Regions from separate parts of the Homo sapiens genome. Here region 2 is linked to region 1. A link is a loop called in an ENCODE intact Hi-C map of the cell type or tissue named here. Cell type or tissue: OCI-LY7. All regions are shown on one strand.

Region 1 (4,000 bases):
GTAGGTGTTCAATAAATGCATACATCTTGTTCCCACACCCGAAAAATCCTAGTTAGGAGGTGACCGAGGAGAGTTTACAACACAAATTGCACCTGAGGTTTTGCACACGAGTGAGTTTGATCCCTTTCCTCCAGAAGGCCGGCTACTCATTCAAAGGGCCCAGTTTGTTTCAAACTATTTTTGGAACTGTTTCAGAATTGCCTCCAAGCGCCTGTCTAGACCTTACCTTACACTGGCGCTATTTTGAGCTAAAAGCCATATTGATTAAATTGGCTTCTAAAGTTATCCCCCAGACTTGGCGCTGAAGGAGGCTTAGGTATTTCCAAAAATCCTAGCCTCTGCCTGGAAGGCTCCCCAGCTAAGGATGCAAGACAAGGACCAAGGACGACATTTCTTGAAAGATCCTGCCTCTGGGGATAGTTTCGGAAAGGAAGTGCTCAGGTTTGTGAGACAGCAGCAGGGCCCTGGGACCTTTCTCTGATGGGGGAATATCCCCCTCTAGGTCAGCACGCCCCATCACAGCACTGCATCTACTGTAGGTACCTCCAAAGTCACCCTTTCTATTTCACTCATGTTTCCCTTGAATTTACACTTTACATGTTGCTAGACCAAATCGGCGGAGGGGAAAAAATAACTCATGGAAACATGATCTTTTTAGAAATGGCATTACTCAGAAAGCACAGCAGGGGTTTGGCTTATGGTACGGTGTTGTTTTCCTGCTTTGAGGCGCTGTTACAGATTCTTCTTCCCACTGTACAGCTTCCCGGCCTGACATGCTGCCTTGGGAAGTGCGTGAAAGTGAACGCAGCCTCCTCTTCCTCTTAGGAGTCCTCCGTTTCGTGTCTCTTACATCCTGAAAGGACCCAGCTCTCTGAGTCAGGCCGCGGCACTGCCCCTCCTAGCTCCAAATCCACATCTATTTCCCACTTCACTTTCTAAGTGGGATTTAGCTTAACACTGTGGAGCTTGGAGTATCACAGAGCTAATATGTAAGACCCAGGCTGGTCTTTCCTTCTCTGTCGGCACCTTGGAATTCTCTACTACCTTTCAGCCTGCCTCTCCGCTCCCCCGGCTTTTTTTTTACAGACATCTGCAATGCAGGCAAGTTCCAATATGAACATCTGTGGAACACAGCCTGAGAAGAGGAGATATAAAAGGATCTTAATTTTAGGGTGAAGGAGGAGAAGAATGGTTAAGAAGCGTCTCAATAACGTAAGCCACAACCTCAGGCTTTGAAAACAACATTAACTGAGAACAGCTTTGAAAACAACAGTGAGATTTTCAACTCAATTCTTTTTCCCACAGGTCACTTATCTTGAATTCCAAAATGTTGACTTCTGCTAAAGAATCTTTTTTTTTTTCAGTGATATAAATTTGGAAGGTATGTCAATATTCTTATCCAGTGTGAAGTCCTATGACCGAAACACTTGCGTATTCGTCTCTCCTCCCCGCTACACTTCCCTTGGGGAAGTACACACAACAAGGCAAACAAACACCTCTGACCACTTCTGAGGCAGCCTGTTCTTTTTTTTCTTTTTTGAGATGGCGTCTCACTCCGTCGCCCAGGCTGGGTGCAGTGGCGCGATCTCGGCTCACTGCAACCCCCACCTCCAGGGTTCAAGCGATTTTTCTGCCTCAGCTTCCTGAGTAGCTGGGATTACAGATGTGTGCCACCATGCCTGGCTGATTTTTGTATTTCAGTAGACACGGGGTTTCACCATGTTGGCCAGGCTGGTCTGGAACTCCTAACCTCAGGTGATCTGCTCGCCTCGGCCTCCCAAAGTGCTGGGATTATAGGTGTGAGCCACTGTGTCCGCTCCCTCTCCCTGCTTTTTTTTTTTCTTATAGAGTCTCACTATGTTGCCCAGGCTGGTATCAAACTGCTGGGCTCAATCGATCCTTCCACCTTGGCCTCCCAAAGTGCTGGGATTACAGTCGTGAGCCGCTGTGCTCACCCTGTCCTTAATGATCAGCTTGAGAAAATTCTCTCTCATCTAGTTGACCACGTCCCCCTCTCATCACTGCCACCAAATGTCCCTCATTATGGTGTCTAGATGTTTTGTCTTGCTACATCTCAAGCTTCATTACAGATCGAATTTACCCTCTTCCCTCAACTCTTCTTGCACAGAAGCTGAGGTTTCCAGGAGGCCCTCTCTACCCCTTGGGGGACCTTCCCCTTAAGTTTGGAAGCTGCCAAAACCATGTAAAGGAGATTTTAGGAGGGTCTTTGCACTATATGGGATCCCAAGAAAAATGCATTTAGGGCCACTTTTTCAGCAGCTTCGCTTTAAGGTTCATTTTTTTTTTTTTTAAGACTCATAAAAATCTTTACAGTTTGGAACACATAAAATATATTGACTGGACGCGGTGCCTCACACCTGTAATCCCAGCACTTTGGGAGCCCGAGGTGGGTGGATCACTTGAGGTCAGGAGTTCGAAACCAGCCTGGCCAACATGATGAAATGCCGTCTCTACTAAAAAGTCCAAAAATTAGCTGGGCATGGTGGCTCAGGCCTGTAGTCCAAGCTACTCGGGAGGCTGAGGCATGAGAATTGCTTGAGCCCAGAAGGTGGAGGTTGCAGAGAGTCAAGATTGCACCATTGCACTCTAGCCTGGATGACAGAGCCAGACTCTGTCTTTAAAAAAAAAATACATAAAAAGTTTTAAAAATGGAAACCTGTGTGAGCAGTGTCTAGAAACAGATAATTAGCAGTTATTCTGTAATCAATTTTTTAAAAACTTTAAAGAGAATGATTAATTTTAAACCCTAAAGGAGAGTTGCAAGTAGAAATATAATTTAAAACTTTTGTGTAATATCACTGCAATGGATGTGAGATTTTACACACACACACACACACACACACACACACACCCCATAAACACACATGTGTGCCACAGGTCCGTTGGTAAAAGCTTGGTTACTGATGATTGAGTTTTTTTCTTTTATTCTTGGGGAAGTTACATAACCTGTTTTTTTCCAGCCTTATTTTTCCATTCTGTGTAATTGGGATACTAATTATATTCATGTTGCTGTCAGGAGGGTAAAATACAATGTATATAATATTATTTTCACTCCAGATCTGGTGTTTAGTAAAACACTCAGCAACTATTAGGTGTAATTGTTATTTATAGGAAACTGTAGGTCTTTTGACAGTAATCATAACCACCCTTGCATGTGTGGGTTGTCCATAGAAAATTAAGATAATAGCGCAGAGGTTTCTGTCTCATCATGCTCTTCCCAGCTTCACTGAGATTGTCCTTTTTTCCAGTCAGGGCTTATCTTTCTAGGTTCCAGGAAAGCATCCTGAGGGATCATGCTGCTGTTTTAATACTCATATCTTCTTTAGGTGTGAAATACCCAAACGGGCCAGGAGCAGTGGCCCACACCTGTCATCCCAGCACTTTGGGAGGCTGAGGTTGGAGGATCACGAGGTTAGGAGTTTGAGACCAGCCTGGCCAACATGGGTGAAACCCCATCTCTACTAAAAATACAAAAATTAGCCAGGCATGGTGGCACGTGCCGGTAATCCCAGCTACTCAGGAGGCTGAGGCAGGAGAATCGCTTGAACCTGGGAGGCAGAGGTTGTAGTGAGCCGAGACTGCGCCACTGCCCTCCAGCCTGGGCGACGGAGCAAGACTCCATCTCAGAAAAAAAAAAAAAAAAAAAGAAAAGAAAAGAAAAGGAAAAAAGAAAGAAAAGAAATACCCAAATGGTCACCATGATCTAAGCACTCCCTTGGAGAACTGATGGATGTCAGTGTGCACTGATGGACATAAAACAGGACCACAGAGAAGAGTCACACTTGTAGAAAGAAATGCCCCCCAATCTCTAGCCAAAAGCTCCAAGTGGGAGTCTGTGTCACTTCCAGTGACAACTCTGCACTGACTCACTGCGTGACCTTGGGCAAGAAGCACTTCTACCTGCCTTGGTTTGTGGACCTGAAACAGGGATGTTAGCACCAACCTGGCATCTTCCCAGGACAGTGGCGCAGATCTGGAG
Region 2 (4,000 bases), 65 kb before region 1:
CCAGTCTGGCAGGTGTGTTCCCAGACCGAACCGAGTGTCAGACCGCTTATTGTCATGGCCCCATAATGAGACGCAGATGAATTGGGAAAGAACAGAGTTTATTTCTGTAACTGGGTACAGGGAGAAGGCTGGGAAAATATCGCCAGACCAACTCCAAATTACAAAATTTTCCAGACCTTATGTATCTTCTAAAATATATGTCTACATATAAGTGTGTATCCATCTAAAGACATAAGTGAGGCCGGGCGCGGTGGCTCACGCCTGTCATCCCAGCACTTTGGTATGCCAAGATGGGCGGATCACCTGAGGTCAGGAGTTCTAGACCAACCTGGCCAACATAGTGAAATCCCATCTCTACTAAAAAGACAGAAATTAGCTGGGAGTGGTGGCATGCACCTGTAGTCCCAGCTACTTGGGGGTGGGGGTGGGGGCCGAGGCAGGAGAATCACTTGAACCCGGGAGGCGGAGGTTGCGGTGAGCTGAGATTGCGCCATGGCACTCTAGCCTGGGGGACAAGAGCGAGAGGTCTCAAAAAAAAAAAAAAAAGACATAAGTGATTCACTTCTTCTAATCTGTAACTAAGGTCTGAGTCCTGAAGACCTTCCTCTGGAGCCTCAGTAAATTGACTTAATCTAGATGGTTCCAGGTGCTGGGGTGATTACCCTTATCTTGTCTCCTGCTAAATCATGGAGGTTTGGGGAGTTCCTTTAGACCCCCAATAAAACTTGTTTGTGGAGGCCTGCAGAGTTCCTTCAGAACCCCAGTAAAACTTGTTTAATCTGAAACAGGTCCTGTTAAGAATTCCTTCGTTATCTTTTCATGCTTTAAGGCCCAGGAAAGCCCCGGGCAAAACTCTTGGTGGGCTTTTGTTACATTCCAGCCTTTGTATAAGGGCACTGGTTGTTTCAGCTTTTAATATGTAACTCCACTGGTCAGTGAGTGCTGAAACGGTTGCCACGGAGGCCTGCCTGTTCAGCTGTTAGTGAGACCTGGCCTGCCACAGGTGGGTCTGATGAAACTTTCCAGCCCCTGTCCTGAAATTTGACTTTAGAGAAGTTGCATACCAGTTCAGTTTCTTGTTTGTTTGTTTGTTTGTTTTGACACGGAGTCTCACTCTGTTGCCCAGGCTGGAGGGCAGTAGTACAATCTTGGCTCACTAGAGTGCAGTAGTACAATCTTGGCTCATCTGCCTCCCGGGTTCAAGCAATACTCCTGCCTCAGCATCCTGAGTAGCTAGGATTACAGGCACACACCACCACGCCCAGCTAATTTTTGTATTTTTAGTAGAGACAGGGTTTCACCATGTTGGCCAAGCTGGTCTCAAACTCCTGACCTCAAGTAATCTGCCCATCTCGGCCTCCCAAAGTGCTGGAATTACAGGCATGAACCACCACACCCGGCCCCAGCTCAGTTTCTTAAGGACTCTGTAACAAGGGAGGGAGAACATCGCCAATTTGGGGCATTCCTTCTGATGCTGAAGGTGCATGATTCTTGCTGTTTCTAACTCTGAGTTCCAGAGGTGGTTTTTTCAGAAGCAGAGCCTCAGCTGGGCACGGTGGCTCACACCCATAATCCCAGCACTTTGGGAGGCCGAGGCAAGAGGATCACTTGAGGCCAGGAGTTCAAGACCGGCTTGAGCAACAGAGCGAAGCCTCATGTCTACTGAAAATTAAAAAAAAAAAAAAAAAAAAATGAGCTGGCTGTGGTGGCCTGCACCTGTGGTCCCAGCTACTTGGGATGCTGAGGTGGGAGGATGGCTTGAGCTGTGATGGTACTATTGCAGCCTGGACAACAAAGCAAAACCCTGTCTCAGACACACACACACACAAAAGAAGCAGAAGAAGTTGTTTGGAGCCAGGATGGCTCATTTGCCCACAGGAACTCACAGGAAGTCTGAAAATAGTCAGGTAGAGCACATAGAAGCTGCAACAGCTGTGAGCTCCCCCCAGAGTCCCTGAGCACATCTCTATCGCGCGTGGGGGCTGCTGATGCTGGTATCATTTCCAAAACAATAAGTCAGGATCTCCCAGACAGACGGGAGTGCTGCCGACAGCCTTCTCTGTTTTTCTTTTTTTAAAATTTTTAGTTATTCTACGTATGAAAACCAAAAAGTACCTGAGACAAGTCTCCATCAATTTAGAAAGTTTATTTTGCCAAATTTGAAGATGCAGCCTCAGGAACTCCTGACAACATGTCCCCAAAGTGTTTGGGGCACAGCTTGCTTGGTTTTATGCATCTTAGGGAGGCATGAGACATCAATCAGTCTATGGAAGATGTACATTGGTTCTGTCCGGAAAGGTGGCACAACTCGAGGCAGGGAGAGAGCCTGCATTTCATAGGCTGATAAGAGACAAATGGTTGCTTTCTTTCGAGTTTCTGATTAGCCTTGTACTGAAAGCACGATGTACAGGAATACTCACTTATGCCTTAGTCTGGCTTAGTGAAACAAGAGGGTAGAGGAAGCAATCAGGTATGCATTTGTCTCACGTGAGCAGAGGGATAACTTTGAGTTCTATTTATTTATTTTATTTATTTTAAGACAGAATCTTGCTCTTGTTGCCCAGGCTGGAGTGCAGTGGCGCGATCTCAGCTCACTGCAACCTCTGTACCCTGGGTTCAAGCGATTCTCCTGCCTCAGCTCCTCGAGCAGCTGGGATTACAGGCACCTGCCACCATGCTTGGCTAATTTTTGTATGTTCAGTAGAGATGGGGTTTCCCCATGTTGGCCAGGCTGGTCTCGAACTTCTGACCTCAGGTGATTGATCCACCTGCCTCAGCCTCCCAAAGTGCTAGGATTTACAGGTGTGAGCCACCACACCCGCCTTAACTATGAGTTATTTCTGTCCTTTGTCTACAAGGAATTTCCCTGTGGGGATATTATGAGGGAAGCATGTAGCTTTTAAACAAATCTTTGTAACTATCTTATTTTAGAATAGAATGGGAGACGGGTTTGCCCAAAACAGCTCCCAGATCGACTTTTCCCTTTGGCTAAGTGATTCTGGGATCCCGAGATTTATTTTCCTTTCACACATACATAATAGTTGTACAAATTTATGGGGTACATGTGAGATATATATATATATACATACATATACATATATATATTTTTTTACTTTACGTTCTGGGATACAGGTGCAGAACGTGCAGGTTTATTACATAGGTATACATGTGCCATTGTGGTTGGCTGCACCCATCAACCCATCATCTAGATTTTAAGCCCCGTATGCATTAGGTATTTGTCCTAATGCTCTCTCTCCCCTTGCCCCCCACCCACCCCACATGTGATATTTTGATATCAGCATAGAATGTGTCATGATGAAATCAGGATAATTAGGGTACCCATCACCTTAAGCATTTATAATTTCTTTGTGGAAATCACATTCCAATTCCACTCTTTCAGTTATTTTGAAATACACAATAAATTATTGTGAATACAGTCACCCTATGGTTTGGCCAAACACTAGACTGTATTTCTTTTATCCAACTGTATTTTTGTACCCATGAACCATCCTCTCTTAATCATCCCCTCCCACTAACCTTCCCAGTCCCCAGTCACCATCATTCTACTCTCTATCTCCGTGAGTTCAATTTTTTAAGCTCTCACATATGAGTGACGACAAGCAATGTTCTCTTTGACATTTTCCCCTGTCCTTCATTCCATCAAACAAACCTCATTTTACCATGATGCCACCATGATATAATAACAGCTGCACATGCAAAGCCATTGATTGTAACATGACTTCATGACCTGTGCATAAAAAAGCATGCTAGTGTAATCCCAGCACTTGGGGAGGCCAAGGCGGGTGGATCACAAGGTCAGGAGTTCAAGACCAGCCTGGCTAATATGCTAAAAAACCGTCTCTACTAAAAAAAAAATACAAAAATTAGCCAGGCATGGTGGTGGGCGCCTGTAATCCCAGCTGCTTGGGAGGCTGAGGCAGGAGAATCTCTTGAACCCGGGAGGCAGAGGTTGCAGTGAGCCAAGATCGTGTCACTGTAC

The links. Peaks named below come from ENCODE experiments on the same cell type or tissue, not always from the same donor. Only the 100,000 strongest peaks of a DNase experiment are listed, where the experiment ranks them.
Region 2: it touches region 1 in a loop (2.7-fold over the local background); 4 of 110 quality-filtered maps call a loop at or near these places.

The regions. Positions count from the first base shown.
Region 1 is chrX:2,577,548-2,581,547 of GRCh38, forward strand. The region is part of intron 1 of LINC03112 (long intergenic non-protein coding RNA 3112); the gene reads right to left. Among named protein-coding and RNA genes, the nearest start is that of LINC03112, 30 kb to the right of the region's middle. In OCI-LY7, no CTCF peak of the experiment used is centred here; a DNase peak (open chromatin) is centred at 1,574.
Region 2 is chrX:2,512,449-2,516,448 of GRCh38, forward strand. No RefSeq gene overlaps it. Among named protein-coding and RNA genes, the nearest start is that of ZBED1, 13 kb to the left of the region's middle. In OCI-LY7, CTCF peaks have their summits at 1,127, 1,348 and 1,983; DNase peaks (open chromatin) are centred at 1,023, 1,883, 2,353 and 2,673; H3K4me3 peaks cover 2,192 bases; H3K27ac peaks cover 4,000 bases.